3 separate regions of the Mus musculus genome follow, and all the other regions are linked to region 3. Evidence: chromatin loops called from intact Hi-C (ENCODE). Cell type or tissue: heart. All regions are shown on one strand. Each heading gives the region's core, and the rest is flanking DNA. Links, peaks and the distances in the headings are about the cores only. Region 1 holds the start of Trrap (transformation/transcription domain-associated protein). Region 2 overlaps Smurf1 (SMAD specific E3 ubiquitin protein ligase 1). Region 3 holds the start of Smurf1 (SMAD specific E3 ubiquitin protein ligase 1).

Region 1 (5,817 bases), core at 282-5,281, 200 kb before region 3:
CTGTCTTTCTTACTAGGCAGATCAAGTTGGCCTCAAATTCAGAGATCCTCCCAAGAGCTGGCATTAAGAGTGTGCACCACCACGCTGGACATGTTTTCCTTTTGTAAAATGTGTTTATTATTACTAAGTGTGTTAATGATCCCTGAGTGTGTAAGCGTGCCTGGGCACCCCTGTGCACATCAGGGGACTTTGCACAGTCAGTTATTCTCCTCCCTTCACACGGGCTTCTTAGTTCTACTCCACAGCAGTAATGGGGATAAACATTAACATGAATCAAGTTAACCGAGTGAAGACACTGCATGCAACACTTTGCCTACCGAGTATTGAGATTATAGTTAAGAGCACGTGCAGAAGGAAACCCAGGGCTTCCTGTGTGCTAGACATTCTACCCGCTGGACTACAACCCAGAGAGTAATCTACTGAGCAATCTCACCTGTCTTATTTATCTTGCCTTTTTTTTTTTTTTTTTAAATCTTCCAAACAAAACAAAAACAGCTCCCAGGGTACTGGTTTGATCCCTGTTTTAAGTCTTTCTCAAACTTCGGACCTGCTACTTTTGGAGGTCGTGATGGCCCAGCGTAAGCTTTATTGGCAAACAGACTATTTCTTGCAGGAAAGAGGGGGGAAAATGTCATTAGAAACAATTTCCCACATTCCCAGCGTTTCAGCTACTGCTAATTCTTCTGTGGCAACAATAAACAATACAGGAGCGTGCTTTCTCTCTGCCGTCTTCCCTCCAAGGTTATTTTGCAGGGCCAGTGAAATCTGTTTATTGCCGAGTGCGAAAATGTATCAATTTAGGATCAGAACACTAAGACCCTGGTGCTTCAAGCTTTCAGATCAGGAACAGGAAGTTGCAGGATATAAATACAAGGAGGCGGGAGGTAGTGGGGTTTAGGCCATCGCTTACACAGTGTTCATCAAAACCGGGTAACTATGGTTACCGAGCTCACTTCACTGTTAGTGGTTGTCACAGAACCTACTCGGTAGTGTAGAATTGATAGAGTTGTCCCTTTCGGTTTTTTTTGTTTGTTTGTTTGTTTGTTTTTTGTTTTTTTGGTTTTTCGAGACAGGGTTTCTCTGTGTAGCCCCGGCTATCCTGGAACTCACTCTGTAGACCAGGTTGACCTCGAACTCAGAGATCCGCCTGCCTCTGCCTCCCGAGTGCTGGGATTAAAGGCGTGAGCCACCACACCCGGCTGAGTTGTCCCTTTCAAAGAAAGACCTTCGTCCTCATCTGGGTATCACAGGATACCCCTACTCCCCACCACGTTTCTTCACCGCTCTGGCTTGGCTTGAGGTCTGTCACCTTCCAATTTTGTCTTGAAGGGAGGGCATCAGCTACAAGCGGGACAAATGTAGTTGTCTCAGGGTGACCTAGCAGCATAACACCCGAGTTTGCCTTTAAGCCAACTGGATGTCAGTCTATCTGCCCCTATCCCAGGCTGGTCTCGAACTCAGAAATCCGCCTGCCTCCCCCCCCCCGGCCCCCCCCCCCCCCCCCCCCCCCAGTGCTGTGATTAAAGTCTTGCAGGAACTACTTCACTCTCAGGCGGCTGATCAGCAATAGAGCGCTGGCCTAGTGGATGTGAAGCCCTAAGTTCAACACCCAGCATTGCTGGAAGAGGAAAAATAAAATCTCAGGGAAGGAAGTCCAGCCCTGAAGGCCACACATACACACACACACACACACACACACACACACACACACAGCTGGCCTAGTGGATGTGAAGCCCTAAGTTCAACACCCAGCATTGCTGGAAGAGGAAAAATAAAATCTCAGGGAAGGAAGTCCAGCCCTGAAGGCCACACATACACACACACACACACACACACACACACACACACACACACACACACACACACAGTGAACCAACTGGAGAGGTATTTCGGGTGTCAATCACCCTTCAGTCTGGTTCCTGCGAGGAAAAGGGACACGGGGTTGGGTGTGGAGGCGATGACGAATCTTGAAGCTGCAGCAGCCCAGAGCCCCACCGGCCTAGGTGCTCAGCAGATAGGTCACCCAGGCGATGATTTAAAAGGACAGCACGCCCACCCAAGGCGGCAGACCGCCCCTCCCTGCCCCGCTGCCCGCCCAGGCCGCACCCACTTGGGGGCGGTGCGCCCGAGCTTAGTTCTGGTGGGCGGACGCCGCGGCTTTAAGCCGGGGCGGGACTGAGCGAGGAGCAGCAGCGGCGTCGGCGGCGAGAGTTCTTGGGGACTCGGGCCCGGATGCTGGGGGCTAGTCGGCAGGTCCCGGTAAGCGCAAGGGAGGGCGGGTGAACGGTCCCGGGAGATGCACGCGCGTGCGTGTCTCAGGCGTGGGAGAGAGTCGGTGCAGCACGACGGCTCCACGGAGAAGTGGAGAAGGCTGTCCCTGCTTGACCGAGGTCCTTCCGGCCCCCCAGGAGCCCTCCTAAACTAGATCAGCCACACTGCAGCATTTAGTCCTCCGCGGCGCCGGGCTGCGCTGGAGCGGATGGAGGGACGCGCAGCGCTAGCGGCCGCGGAGGTTGGCCCTCGGCGCTTGCCGTAGCTCAGCGGCCTGCTGGGGGGCAGTCGCTGAGAGTCCCGGGAAGGATCGGCGACAAAAGGAGGGAACCCGAAGGCCGTTTGCGACGCGAAGGGATTGAGTGAGGAGTCGAGGGGGCTGCGGCACCCCACCAAAGCCATCCTGGCATCTGCGGGCCTCCACGCAGGCTCCTGGCTCTCTGGGCCAGACGCTGAGAGTGAAGGTAGCGGCGGCTACGGCGCCCCCTGGCGGCCCGGAGGCGCGTTGTCCAGCCAGCCGGGCGTCGTGGGCGGGGCGGACCCGATGGAGGACGGCGGGCTGTGGGGCCGTTTGCCTTTTCCTTACCTGGGTGGGGACTCCGTGGGCTCGAGGGCATCCAGGCCTGAATCCATATCCTCTCGAAAAGCTCAGAACCTCCTTCCAGAATCCACAGGCGGATAGGGTAGCCCCCTGCTTTCAGGTTCTTGGCCCAGGGAGAAGCTAGGCCTGGTCCCTGGGAGGATCGGGTGGGAGCTCGGAAGTGGCACTTTTACTGAGTGGCTTATAAAAAGGAGATTAAGTGTCGCAAAAGTTTGCGCAGATGATTGGGCTATAGCTCAGAGGGTAGAGTGTCCCCCTAGCACACCAAACCCTGGGTTCGATTCCCCAGAACCTCCTAGCCCTGGGGTGATGGTACACAGGCCTGTCAGGGGTCGGGGCTGGAAGCTCAACAATCAAGGCCAACCGTACATCTACATCAGCCTGCTCCTCCTACCCGAGCTACACAACACCGCCTCCACAGCAGAAAAGCTAGATAAAAAGTTTGGCCAGGATTAGGGCTTCTGTTTTGTTCTTAAGAATGCCTTGACCCTGAGTCTAGTTAATAGTCGGTGAGTATGAGGGACCTCCAGTGTTTGAAGGAGGAACTCTGATAGGAAAAGCAAGAGTTTGCCAAGTCACGGTAGCAAGGCTGATAGTATCCTTAGCTTTTCTCTTCTCTCCCTAGGAACAGGGTCTCTGGTATTATGTAGGCCTGGCTGGTCTAGAACTCACAGAGATCCACAGAGTCCTGGGGTTAAAGGCGTGCACTGGCACACTCAGCTTTTTATTTTTTAAGCATTTGCTTGTTTGTGTATGTGTGTTCGGCATGCATGTGGAGCTAAGAGGTCAGCCTGTGGGACTCAGTTCTCCCCCTCCACCCTGTGGTCACATATCAAGATAGGTCTCCAGGTTTGGCTCCAAGCGCTTTACCTTATGAGCCAGGAGTCAACGTTCCTGTTTTCCAAGTCACTGTGGTGCTTTTAAAGTATGCTTTGGGGCCGGTGAGTTGGTTCAGTGGGTAAAGGTTGCTTGCTGCCAAGCCCGATGACCCGAGTTCAATCCCTGAGACCCACACGGTGGATGGAAGGAACAGACGTCCCACAAGTGGTCCCCTGACTTCCTCATGTGCTGTGTGGCACACACCTTCTTCCACCCCAGTTAAGAAAATGTAATGATAAAAAGCATGCTTTGTGTTTTGTGCCTCGACTGTAGATAAGATCCACAGTCTTTGAGGTAATGCTTAGGAGAATAGTTTATTATTTATACAATACTGGGGGATAAAACCCAGGACAAGGCTCTACCATGATGTAGTGTGTATATTTTCCCAAGGTCTCAGGTAACCCTGACTAGCCTAAAATTCACTATGTACAACAGGCTGGCCTCTTGTCCCCTGCGTGCTGGGATTAAAACCATTTGCCCCCATGCTTAGCTGGTTTTATATTTTCTTAAACTGGTTGGGGTGGGATGGGGGGAGTATTGAAGAAGAGTAGTATTTCATGATGAATTCAGATTATGCAAAAGGTGTCCTTAAGCCCTCCTTTTTGTTTTGTTTTTTTGTTTTTTGAACACCGCTGTTGTCATTCATTTATGTGTTAGTGACTCCTTCCTGAGTGCTGGGGAACTGGGTAGACATTGCACAACTACAAAGATTCAAACATTTCCTGTGTGGCTCCCCCCACCTCCTCCATGACACTTTGGAGATAGTGTCTTATGTGTCCCAGGCCCCCATCTGTACTTCTCCCGTGCTGGAGAGGTTGTGGGATTACTCCGCTTTATGCAGGGCTGGGAATCAAGGTCAAGGCTTCATAAACATGCTAGGCAAACCCTCTCTCCACTGAGCTATAGCCCCAGCTCTCCCTCCATTCTGCACAGCTCGTTGTACAAAACGTTTGCGATCTCCTGGTTTGTTGAAAGAAGGCTATGTAACGGGAAAGAAAAGCTTCCATGTTGAAGAGAATGATGTTGAAACAGTGCATTTGGACACACTGTCCACAACAAAAACAACCCACAGAAAACAGTGATTTCCGCAAATCCTTTAGAGCTTGGGCAGTGGAACAGCTCAGCAGGTTTCGGTTCCAATCACCAGCCCTGATGACCTGAGTTCGAGTCCCTGGACCTCTGTGTGATTCCTCTGACCTCAATACATCTATTAAGGCACAGGAACCTCCCCCCCCCCCCAAACACAATGAAAATATGAATGTAATTTTAGAAAGTACTGAGGTAAAATATTTCACAGGTTACAAGCTCCCCATGTCCCTGCCAGCTGCTGACGGGATGTCTCTCTTCACAGGCTGGATAAACTCATGGACTTGGCAGCTCAGGCTTGAGAAAAACACAAACTCAGAAGAAAGATGGCGTTCGTTGCAACCCAGGGGGCCACGGTGGTCGACCAAACCACTCTGATGAAGAAATACCTTCAGTTTGTGGCAGCTCTCACGGATGTGAATACACGTGAGTCTGTCCTTTTTTGCACACTGAGAGGAAGAGCAAACCTTAGTGTTTGTCCTTGGTCTCCCCGTCTACCTTGTGGAGAAGCACAATGATGAACAATACTGCTGGAGCCACAGAGAGGCACAAGTGTGTGTGCCAGATTGCCTGTGTGTATGTGTGTCCTTGTCTGTGCATGCACACGTGAGTCTGGGAGGATGGATGTGTGTGACTGGTGGTAGGGACCTAGCCCTGTGCCATCTTCTGGGCTGTGACAGTCAAACTGATAAGATCTGATTGCTTCTCTTCAGTCCCTAAATCCAGTGATTTTTGAAGCCTCCCTAAGGCAGTTTCAATGAGCTGACTGTTTTACTATTTACAGCTGATGAAACGAAGTTGAAAATGATGCAGGAAGTCAGCGAGAACTTTGAGGTATGAGCATCCCCACCCCACCCCTCCCTCTCTTCTGTTTTTGTTTAAATTATACTTATTTTAGGTCTGTGTACGTGCTGACACATGCCATAGGCGCTGTGTGCTTGTCACAGGACAATCTGAGGGAGTCTGCTCTTTCCTTCCAT
Region 2 (5,817 bases), core at 335-5,334, 53 kb before region 3:
AGAGTAAAGGGGAAGGCTGTGATTTCACAGATCAAAGCTGAGTAAATTAGTCTCCAATTCCATCAGACCAGACAGAAAAACAAACGGGGGTGGGGCTGAGGAGGAGCTGTAGTAAATAATAGCAAGAAACACTGCTGTCAGACTTCTTTCTTTTGGCTGCTGTCCCATCTCACCAGCCCAGTTACTACATTAATAAATTCACATGTAGAAGGCCGAGAATTGCATCTGGAGAGGTCCAGGCTCGGCAAGGTGACAAGCCATGGAAGCACACAAGTGCCTCAGAAACCCCAAAGTCCACCATCATCTAGATCAAGTTCCTCTGCCCTGTCTGTCTTGCATAGTGCTCAGGGCTATCGTACATGCCATTTGATTAATTAGCTGGCATTCATTCACACCATAGTGTAAGTCAGGTAGACTAAGTCATAGCAGAGAGAAAACAGCAGCTCTGAGATCAACACCACTGCTCGAGATGATTGAGCTGAGCGGATGACTGATCAACACTCATCTGTCTGGGGCCATGGCTCAGCAAATGATAAAGCCACCAAGCCAAAGGACCTGAATTCCTGCTCCTACCTGTTGTCCTCTAATATCCATAAGCACACTGTGGCATGAGCATCTCTCCACCATAAGTAAATGCATGCAAAAAGGTTTTTTAACTGATCTACTGCATGAGGGAAAGCCACACAAGGTCACCGAAGCCTGCCGCTGCACTGAACAGTGAGGACTCAGATGGGGCCATGTGTCACATTAAAATGTTAAGTCACTGCTGCCAAAGGCGGAGTGAGAAGATATGTCAACTTCTTTTAGCTGATCATGGGCCATCAATTCCACCCTGTGGTGTGTAGTCACTGGAAATACACATATAAAGTACGCACACAGAACATGCTCACAGTATTAGAGAGGCATAGCTCAGCAATGAGAGACAAGGCCTGGGAGCCACTGAGATGTGTCTGCTTGGGTGCACAAAGCACACAGAAGGAGCCAGGCAGGCCCTGTCACTGAGGAGACTGAGTTGGGAGGTCCACTTCGGCACAGGAGATAAGGGACAGCCTGGGCAACACAACAAGACAATCTCTCAAAAGAGGAGATCAATGAGCTGAAGATGGGTCAGCAGATAGAACACCCACCCAACCACTGCTCTTCCAGAGGACCTGGGTTCAATTGCCTACACCCTCTCCCCTGGCCTCTGTAGGTCACATGGTGCATAGGTATATATGGAGGTCAAATACTCATACATGTAAAACAATAAAGTTTAAAATTTTGTTTTAAAGGGAGATCATCCATCCTGGTAGAATCATGTTAAAGGGCCGAGTTATAATAAGGAGTGGCCTGGAACATGCTACACAATGAAACGAGGTAATGCTAGGCTTTAACCAAAACAGAACCATCAGTGTCCATGAGATGTCAGACTGATAGGACTAAATTAGGCCATAAAGCAATAACCAGGAAAGACGATGCCCCAAGGGTACAGAGGTACCCCAGATCCATGAGGCTGGAAGAAGCAGAACAGAATGCCTTCATAGTGGGAGGAATCAAATCAACACAGCCAACCTTAGCCAGGGGCCACAGGCCAGGCCAGGCGGTTAAGTTCCACTGCTGGTGCCTCCTGTGACAGGCAATTGACAATGGTGTCTCAGGGGTCTGACTCCTCCAGATTCTAAGTGAGAAAGACATTCAACAAACTCCAACTGAGTTAAACAAAACAGCCAGTTAGTTCTTTTAGAAACTGCCCAGGCCTCCAAACAAAAGCTTCAGAGGCTGTCCCCAGAGAGGAGCCCAAGAAGTGAAAAGAGCACTCTTCAAAACTAGGGGACCTGAGGACCCCAGCCAACAGGAACTGAGAGAGCTCGGTCGGGCTCACTGTGAACTAGGGAGGCTCCCAGGCAGTGTGGAGGGGCTCGGTTATCTTCCTAGTAACTTGCAAACACTAAAATTATCCTTTAAAGTCAATTTGTCAAGTAAAACAAACAAATGAACAAACATACAATCAAGAAAGGATAAAAAGTGACCAGGTTGTATAATGCAACCCTGCTCTGGAGGACACACACACTGGAGCACTGGGAGGTAGGCTGGAGCCTCAGCACTGGGTAAAACTGGGTGGAGTTCAGCATGACACTGGACGAAGGAGGGTTACAAGTTCAAGGTCATCCTTGGTGATGTGATTTTAAGTCTAGCCTGGGCTATGAGAAACACTGCATCGAGAAAAGGGGTGGTTGGGAGGGGAGTGCTAGAAAGATGGCTCAGTGGTTAAAGGCGCTGGCTGCTCTTCCAGAGGACCCCAGTTCAAATCCCAGCAACCACATGGTGGCTCACACCTATCTGCAATGGGACCTGCTGCCCTCTTCTGGTATGTCTGAAGACAGTGTAGTCATAGTACTCGTATACATAAAATAAATAAATAAATCTCTTTTTAAAAAATTAAAAGGGAAGCCAGTGGAGCAGCTTAGTGAGAAAAGGCATCTGCCACTAACCCTGATGGCCTGGGTTCAAAACCTGGGGCCTCCACGAGCACACAGCAGCAAGTGTGTCAGGACACTCCCGATACACAGCTTTTTGCTGGGCGTGGCAGCACACACGTGACAGTGCTTAATCCCAGTGCTCAGTCAGGAGGCAGAGGCTGCTGGTTCTTTGTACACTGTAAGCCAGCCTGGTCTACATAATAAGTTCTAGGCCAGCTAGGGCTACAGAGAAAGACCTTGTCTCAAAAACAAAAGCAAAACCCCACACATGGACACAGGGGCACACACTTAGGACCCCAGGAGAAGCAAGCATATTGGCAGCTCAAGGTTAACCTCAGCTATGCAGCAAATTCAAGGGTAGCATAAGCTACATGGAGAGTTGTTTGTAAAAAGCAGAGAAGAGCATTAAGTAATATGACATACTTTCCCTACTTTGTTTCAGGCTAGAATTTTCAAATTTCCTTCAATATGACTATATGAAAAACATTCACGAGGAAAATCTTATTTTTCAAGTCGTTAGTGACTTTGTAGAAGAGAGGGGAGGGCCAGGCGCTGGTGTTCGCGTCCCCGCCGTGCCCTGCCGTGCCCCGCCGTGCGCCAGTGCTGTGCCAGCTCACCCTGTGCAGCCCCTGCTCAGGTTATTAATATGCCAGTTACAAGCCTCGCCACCAGCCAGCTCCAAAGGCTGGCCAGGCACTGCTCCAAGTTGGTGCATACATACATCAGAAAAGGACAAGACAACTCAAAGAGATGAGGTTCAATTCCGCAAAAATAACAGAGCACCCAAGACTGTCCTCAATATAGACGCTTCCAAAAACTGATTCACAAAATAGTTTGCGAAGGGCACTGAGGCTGCGCTGCCTTTTTTTTTTTTTTAAAGGCAGAGGCCGAGAATGTGCCCCCCCCCAGGCCCCCCACCCCCACCTCTAGCTCTCTCTCGGCAAGAGCAAAGTGAGGCTGTGGCCATGCTGCCATCCCAAGTTCCCACTTCCTACTGAGCTGGGGCTCAGATGAGGAGGTGGAGGCTGCCAGGCTGCCCACGTGCTGCCAGCCTGCCCATCCTTCTCGTCCATCCATCCCTGCCACCTCCTCACTGTATAATAAAGGCAGCGGGACGGGACAGAGATTCCTCCACCCATCCCCAGAGCTCCACTTGGGGCAACATTCCTAGCATGCCCACATGGGTATGTGGGCAGGAGAGGTCTCAGGGGGGATGGTGGGAGACAAAGGACAGAGTCCAGGGTAACTGAAGGATAGTGTGTCAAGCAACATCTCTATGTCACACCCCCACCTCCTCCTGCCTCTCATGCACTTGACTGAGGCAGGAGATCCCAGCTGCAGAACTAGCAACTGCCAAACTCTCCCACGGCAGTCACGGCACACAAGAAAAACACCAGCTCTGTCAGCTACCATCAACCCGCACAGCACAAGATTTTTTAAGTTTTAGAACAGCTCTTGGATCAAAAAAGAAAGGCGATGTGGGACTGAGATCCGTGGAGCACAATAACAAAACCCTACCTCAAATTGCAGAGGCAAATTTCATTTGTAAGAAACCAGCAAGGGAGCTGGGAGGTGGCCCAACGGTCAAAGTGTCTGTCACACACTAGTCGGGACAGAGCTCAGATCTCCAGAACTGATGGAAATGTGTGGTGCTCATAGCAGCCAGCCTGGAGCTCCTCCCTCTGAAGGGGAAGCACAGGAGTCCACAGATCAAACTGGCCACGTTTAAGTGAGCTCCTGGCTTGATTCACAGACCCTGCCTCAGTGAATAAGCCAGAAGAGAGAGAAGTCAATTCCAGATGCACACATGTGGATGGTCGCGCGCGCGCGCACGCGCACACACACACACACACACACACACACACACACACACGCACGCGCGCGCGCGCACAAACATATGCAAAGACATACCTACACACATGGGGGCGGAGGAGACCAGCCAAGGCTGCAGGGGAGGTAGGGAGAAGGGTAGTACATGCCTCTAATACCAGCACCCAGGAGGCCGAGACAGAGAATCCAGAGTTTGAAGCCAGTCTGGACTAAATAAGACACTGTCTCAAACAACCAAACCAAACCAAACCCAAAGACTGTAAACAAATGATAAAGCCAACAAACAATCCACATTGATTTAAGATGAAAAAGAAAAAGACAGAAAGACAGACTACAGTAGTACTAACCATGAAACCAGAGACCAGGTCCTGATCTAAAAAGTTAGGCTAGGCAGGGGTGGTAGCACGCTCCTTGAATCCCACAAGGCAGGAGATCTCTTTGGGTTGGGTTCAAAGTCAGCCTGGTGTACACAGTGAGTTTCAGGACAGCTAGGGCTATGGCTATTTTGTATCAAAAACCAAAAGCAAGCTAGGGGCTGGCAGACAGCTCAGCATGAAGATAACCAGCACAACACTTGGGGTCCTGAGCTCAGTCCCTAGGATCCACACGGGGAAGGCAGACACAGGCCTGCATGCTGTCCTCCAACTACCACAGCCAGGCCCTGCTACATGCACACACCTGTCTCAAAAACTAAGAAGATTAAAAGACAAAGAAGAACTTCTACAAGTAACAAGACTTCGAGGGCAGGTCGGGAAAGGCCAGTGGGAGCCAAGGAAGCTGGCAAGGCTCCTCTGGGGTGAGGGAAACGCTATAATTAACTGTGGTGGTGGTGTCAGGAGAGACTACAACTACCGACTAGTATACTAAAAAGTGACATATTGTGGCATATAGTATTTATATCTCAATTAAAATGCTACCAACCCAGAATAGCCAGTACCCTCCTGAGTACTGAGGTTAAGTCAACATGCTGTGCTGCGCATTTACTTCAGCAGGACCTGTGAGGCCACTGTGAAAGACACACTGTTACAACAGAGATTTGCTCTGGAACATTTTAGTTTCTAAGACTAAGTCTTGCTTGGTCCTTAGCATGGCTCTAGAGACTAGGATCAGACTAGGACAGTGAGGGAAGACAGACAGATGGACACATAGGAAAGCTGAGGTCTGGTGGCCTTGGATGTCTGGCGAAGAAGGCTCAGCACCCTGAAAGCCCAGCATGTGTACCCTGGACAGGGAGGCTGGATTGTTGCAGAGCTGGACAGGGAGGAGGCAGGGTCCGCATATACAGCTCGAGAGGAACCAGGCTTAGCTAATCTGAGCAGAGGCCATCTCTGCAGGGGAGTAGCCTCCAGGCAGGAAACGCCAGGAACAGAGCACTATGGTGGACATTCTCTGCTCATTTCCTCAACAGCCACATATGGACCAGAGGGGAAGACTGCCATTTTCCCATGATCTGAGGCTAGGGTCCTTGACATGTTCCTGCCTGTTTCAACAGCACCGATCTGGGCTGGAGAGATGGTTCAGTGGTTAA
Region 3 (5,817 bases), core at 498-5,497:
TCCAAGAATTTCCACCATGATCACAGGTCTTACCCTAAGGCTCTGCCTGAAAGGACAAGCAGAAGTCTTAGTCCCCAACACACTGCCTTGGAACAGAAAAATCCAGGGAACTCCCTGCAAGGCCTCAGACTTAACGATGTATTTCCTCTTCTGAGCTGGAAAGCCCCAAAGCAGGCCCTCTGCCAACCCTGCCATGCATGCAGCCTTAGGGATGGATTCACACTGGTAAGGTCTGCAGAGAAAGGAGAGGGAGAAAGAAAGAGGAAGCTGAGGGCAGTGGTCCAGACTCCGGACCCACGAAGAGGGACAGCTATGACAGAGAGCTCTCCCCTTGCCTGCATGCAAACTGCCCTGCTGCTGTCAGACCCACAGCAAGCTCTGCGCTCACCTTTGAAGGTGGCACTACAGAGCACTTAGCAAACCTGAACATTCCTCTGAAGACTGAGGGGAACAAGGCGCCTTGCACTAGAGCAGCTGCCACAGCTCAGCTTGTGTGGGAGGGGGGACTCAAGGATGTGGCGAGGGGTGAAGGCATTGCAGAGGAGGTAGGAACCAAGGACTCGTCTCTGGAGTACTAAGTGGCCTGGCCTCGGGGAGAACGGAAGTGGACTAGACTGGAGAGGTCTGGACCACTGATGAGGTGGGGGAAGTGAGAACAAGACTGGGAGACAGACGTTTGGTCCCAGACAGGATTGAGGAATTTGCGACTTAAGGGTGGAGGCTGTAAGACAGAAGCGAGTGGGCGGGACTGAAAGATAAGTGAGGGCGGGATCAAGCAGGGACGGGGGCGTGGCTGAAAACAGTAGAGGGGGCGGAGCCAAGAGAGGAGAGGGGAAACTAGAGAGATGGAGATGAGGAGTGGGTGAGGCGGTGGGAGAGCAAAGAGAAGCAAGGCAAACGAGTAGGGGGTGGGATGATTCGAAGGGACCCAGAGAGAGAAGGGAGAAGGTAGATAATGTTCATGTGAGAGAGTGGGAAGAAAGAAAGGAGAGAGAGATGAAGTGATGAGAAGCTGCAAGGGAAAAGAGGGAGGGGACAGGCGGGAGGATGGTGAGGGGTGGGCCTAGAGGGGAACAGCAGGTAGAAGGAGGATGAGAGTGAAGAGATGGATGATGAAAATGTGAGGTAGGGGTGGAAAGAGCGGTGGAGGTGCAGCGAGGGGGCGGGATCTACATGAAGTTGAAAGGTGTGTGGCTATGTACAAGGCCTGAAGAAAAGCAGGCAGGGGGGTAGGTGTGGATCAGAGGGTGCTGGGGCGGTGTCAAGAGAGGACACTAGAGGGGACCGGTGGAGGGCCCCGAGGGGTGGTACCTATATGCAGCTGAGGGTAGGTGTGGGGCAGAAAGGAGAGGGGGGGGGGGAGTCCTGTAGTGGAGGAGCTAGGGGGCGGGACCTGATCCAGAAGGGTAAAGTTAGGGGCAGAGGGAGAAAGCTAGGGGGCGTGGCCCATATGCAACTGATGGTAGGTGTGGGCAGATAGAGTAGTGTGGGCAGGGGGGGATAGGCAAGAACCTGAAGAGAAAGGAGCCAGAGGCGGGGCCAAGAGAATCAGCCACAGGGGTGGAATCTATGATAGAGGGATGAACAGCAAGCCAGGCTTAATGCAGAAAAGGCAGCTGCCTGGGCCTGCAGAGCAAGCAGGGGGCGGGGAATGATGCAGAGGGAGGAGCCATAGGGCGGGTCGCCAAAGCTACAAAGTAGTCAAGGGGTGGAGCCTGTGAGGGGGAGGGGGAGTCTGCAGAAGAGTCGAGGGCTGAGCCTAGTTAAGGGGGCGAGTCTGCAGATCGGAGAGGCGTGGCTTGATGCAGAGGGAGGGCGGGGCTGCCGCAGCGGGGCGTGTCCTGATGTGCCAGGGGCGGGCCCTGATGCAGAGGGAGGGGACGGGGCGGCAGGGGCGGCGCCTGCAGAGCACCCGGGGGGCGGGGCCGGGAGCGCGAGCGAGGGGCGCACGCCGTAGGGGGTGCAGCGGTCCCGGGACAACGGCCGGTGCAAGGGGGGGGGGGGGGGAGGGGGCGGGGCGGGAGTCCGCAGGGTCCCTGGGACAGTCTAGGGGCGCGAGGGCCGCGGCCCTGTCGTGCCTACCTGTCAGACGGATCTTGATGCTGGAGCCGTTCCTACGGGTCCCGGGGTTCGACATCTCCCGCCAGCGGCCGGCCGGCCTCGGATCCAGTGCCGCCGCCCCCCAGCCCGGCCCGGCCCGGCCCCGCCGCCGCCTCAAGGTTACGGCCACGGGCTGGGCGCCGGGGTCCGAGCCGGGACGCCGAGTGCGCGGCGCAGGCGTTGGGCCGGAGACCACGGGCTGGAACCGTAGAACCGAGCGCTCGGCCGCGCCGCCGCCAGGAGCCGCCCCTGGCTGGCCCAGCCCGGAGCCGCCGCGCTCGCAGCCGGACGCCCGCCGCCCTCGCTGCTTCCGCCGCCGCCTCCCGAGCTGCGCGCGCCCGCCGCCTTGCCGGCCCGGCCCTGCGCGGCCTCGCGCTTGCGTGTGTGCGTGCGTGCGCGCGCCCGAGCACGGCGCTACGCGGACCGCGCTTGTCCTGGGCGCGCGCAAGGGGGTCTGGGGGAGCTGCAAGGTTCCTGCAGCCGGCGGGGAGCCTTGAAACAGACACCACCGTGGCCACCACCGCCCCACACACGTAGACGACACACACGCACACACAAGCGGCGCAGTCGGAGCTGGTTCTTAGTCACAATCTCAGAACCAACTGATTTGCTTGTGCGACGATTTGGGGGAACCGATTGTTTCTTCAGTGTCGGACTTTTCAAAGCTCCTGATGGAAGCCAGGGTGTTGCATGAAACCCCAAGAACCGTGCGCGCGTGCGCGCGTGGGTACACACTAGATCCTGCAAGTTCCAAGGGAAGACTTCCCGCAGTGATCGAGTGTCGGATGTGCCCTGTGCAACTGGTGTATTCGATTGACAAAGTGGCTAGACTCAGAGGAAGTGCGGCATATGGACCAGCTAAACAAGATGAAGGATGTAAATGGAGAGGTGGTGGTTTTGTGGATAGGAACCTGCATGCAACTGAACTAACCCAGAGAAGTAAGCAGTCGGGTTTTCGAGTCCCTGCCTTCTGATGAACCCACCCCCAAACCCCCAGAGTGTCAGGCCGGTAAAAAGTAAAAGCCGGGCTTTCTTTCCCCAGCAAGCAAACCAATCTCTATGGTAACGCATTCTAGAGAGGAAATAAAAGGTTCTTGAAAAGGCTGCGTATATTTACCAAACTCCCATCCGACCTGAACTTAATTCACTTCATGGGCAGACTCTATGGTTCTTCCTTAGAACCAGCTACCCACAGCGTTTGACCACCCTCTTTGGAGACAGGGGCTCATCTGTAGCTGAGGCTGACCTCAAAACTGTGATTCCCCCTACTCAGCCTCCGGAGCGCAGGGATTACAGGCTTGTACCTGTTCTTGTCCTAGGCAGTTTGGTTTTATGAGCCTGTGCAGCCCAGACTATTTAATAATGGAGGGAAAATATCTTAAGAATAGGATCGTGTATGGGCAACGGTTAATCCAGACTCTAACTCTGCTTCCATTTCTAAGCCGTTGTCGCTGAGAGCGAGACCCTAGGTTGGAATAAATCCATTTAGGAGTCTTTGATTGGTGTTGGGAGAATAGCACCATTGGTAAGGTGTTCGATGGTGCAAGCACAAGAAGCTAAGTTTTGTGAGGCTTTTTTTTAGATATTTCTGTTACCTATATAGGAGTGTTTTGTGTGCGTGTTTGTATGTGTGCATCACAAGGTGCTGGATCTGGAGCGGGTGTTTGTGAGCCACCGTGTGGGTGCTGGGAACTGAACTTAGGTCCTCTGGAAGAGCAACGTGTGCTCCTAACTGTTCAGCATCTCTCCAGCCCCACGGTACAGGTGTGCTGGTGAGTTTGAGTGATCCCAGCCCCCTGGGAGGCAAAGACAGAAGGATCCCTGGGACTAATAGGCCAGTAAGCCTCCATGAATCAGGAACCCTATGCCAGTGAGAGACTCTGCCACCAGAAAAAATGGAGCTGGGGGATAAACAGTGGAGAAAAACTGAAGTTAACCTCTCTCTCTCTCTCTCTCTCTCTCTCTCTCTCTCTCTCTCTCTCTCTCTCTCTCCCCCTGCACTTCTCTCCTTCCCTCCTTGCCCTGTCATTCTCTTTCTCTGTATCCTCAGCCATACCTCCCTTCTTTCTCATTCCTCTTCCCTCCACCTTCACCCACTCACACACACACACACACTCACACACTCACACACACTCACACACTCACACACACACACTCACACACACACACTCACCCACTCACACACACACACTCACCCACTCACACACACACACACTCACACACACACACACACACACTCACCCACTCACACACACACACACACACTCACCCACTCACACACACACACTCACACACACACACACACACACCCCCGCCTCAGCTCACATGTGCTTTTCCTTCCTCCTGGGTCCACTCTCCTGCACCCTCACCCAGGAGTCTTGGGTTGCTCCACCTCTTTGTTTCCTTACCTGCCTAGACGTCTGGACCTTTCTTCACCTGGTTATCCCAACCCCTGAGTCACAAGTGTGCGTCTTGGAGGCTAAGTCATTTCCTCTGCCCATTAACTGGGAACGCACACTGTTGTCTGCTAGTCGGAGAGAGTCCTAACAGTATTCTGCCATACCCTGCTTCAAAGAGAAGACTGTCCTCCATGCTTTGATTGTCGTGTGTGCGTTCCTGTGTGCCGCTCCCTGAGCACATGTGTACACACATCTGGAAGATACAGTCACACATTATTGGGTGTCTTTCCCAACCATTCCCCACCTCAATTCTGAGACGATTTCTCACTGAACCTGAAACTTAGTGATTCACCTGAACTGGCTGGCCAGCAAGCCCCAAACATCCTTATCTCCCCCTCCCAACACTGGGATTACAGATGTGGGATGCCACACCCAGTGTTGACTACAGGTGCCTGGAATCCAGCTCAGATCCTCATACGTGCAAGGCAAACACGTTATTGACCCTCCCCAGCCCATTTGTCTTTAGGACAAGATCTCATATGGCCCAAACTGGCCTAGAACGCAGTATGTAGCTAAGGATGATCTTTAACTATTAATCCTCCTGCCTCCACCTCTTGAGTATGTGAAATGCAAGATCACATCATGAAGTCTGATTTTGTGCACCTACTGGGAACCGAACCCTTGAGTTCCTACATGCCAGGCAAGCTCCCTATCCACTGAGCCACATCCTCAGCCCCTTTCCCACCTTTTGACTACCAAACTGAATATGACTGTCATCTGCAGACCAAGGTCTTCTATGCCTCTAAATTTACTTTCTTTCTTAGGCTTTTCTTTCTTAAGCAGAGTAGCTCTAAAATCTATATTCTAAACTCCTATCACATTATCAGCTGTTCATCTGATTAACTGAGGTGACAGTTTGAGGTCAGTCTAGGCTACACGAGTCCCCATTGGAAACAAACAAACAAGGTTTGGGAGCTGGCTCATTTGGTAAAGTGATTACCACAACACACACAAGGACTAAGAACCAGACACAGCAGCACCCAAGGAGCAGCTGGGAGGATTGAGTTTGCTGGCCAGCCAGTCTAAACCAGGGCGGCCCAGTTCGATGAAAGACCCTGCCTCAAAAGACAGGTTGGGACCCTGCAAGACCGCTCATCCGGTAAAAGATCCTGCGTGGATCCACTCAAGTAAAAGATCCTGACCATCTGAGTTTGATCCCTGGGACCCACACTGTAGAAATACAACCGACTCCCACAAGCTGTCCAATGACCTCCACTTCTGCGGGGTTAATACCCTCAACCCTTCATTCATTTGTCCT

What was found. Peaks named below come from ENCODE experiments on the same cell type or tissue, not always from the same donor. Only the 100,000 strongest peaks of a DNase experiment are listed, where the experiment ranks them.
Region 1: a loop joins it to region 3, with 2.6 times the contacts of the local background. A loop is called at or near these places in 2 of 42 quality-filtered maps.
Region 2: a loop joins it to region 3, with 2.3 times the contacts of the local background. A loop is called at or near these places in 17 of 42 quality-filtered maps.

What each region holds. Positions count from the first base shown.
Region 1 is chr5:144,765,987-144,771,803 of GRCm38, forward strand. It overlaps Trrap (transformation/transcription domain-associated protein), which reads left to right and starts at 2,808. Exons shown (of 71, transcript NM_001081362.2): 1 at 2,808-2,861; 2 at 5,103-5,263; 3 at 5,622-5,671. The coding sequence starts at 5,164. In heart, for the core only: a CTCF peak has its summit at 2,726 (motif pointing left); DNase peaks (open chromatin) are centred at 1,595, 2,125 and 2,475; H3K4me3 peaks cover 2,371 bases; H3K27ac peaks cover 1,608 bases.
Region 2 is chr5:144,910,996-144,916,812 of GRCm38, forward strand. The region is part of intron 1 of Smurf1 (SMAD specific E3 ubiquitin protein ligase 1); the gene reads right to left. Among named protein-coding and RNA genes, the nearest start is that of Gm33821, 5.2 kb to the right of the region's middle. In heart, for the core only: a CTCF peak has its summit at 2,344 (motif pointing left); a DNase peak (open chromatin) is centred at 3,136; H3K27ac peaks cover 1,078 bases.
Region 3 is chr5:144,963,419-144,969,235 of GRCm38, forward strand. It overlaps Smurf1 (SMAD specific E3 ubiquitin protein ligase 1), which reads right to left and starts at 2,412. Exons shown (of 18, transcript NM_001038627.1): 1 at 2,083-2,412. The coding sequence starts at 2,137. In heart, for the core only: no CTCF peak of the experiment used is centred there; DNase peaks (open chromatin) are centred at 683, 1,823 and 2,503; H3K4me3 peaks cover 3,092 bases; H3K27ac peaks cover 2,895 bases; H3K27me3 peaks cover 1,542 bases.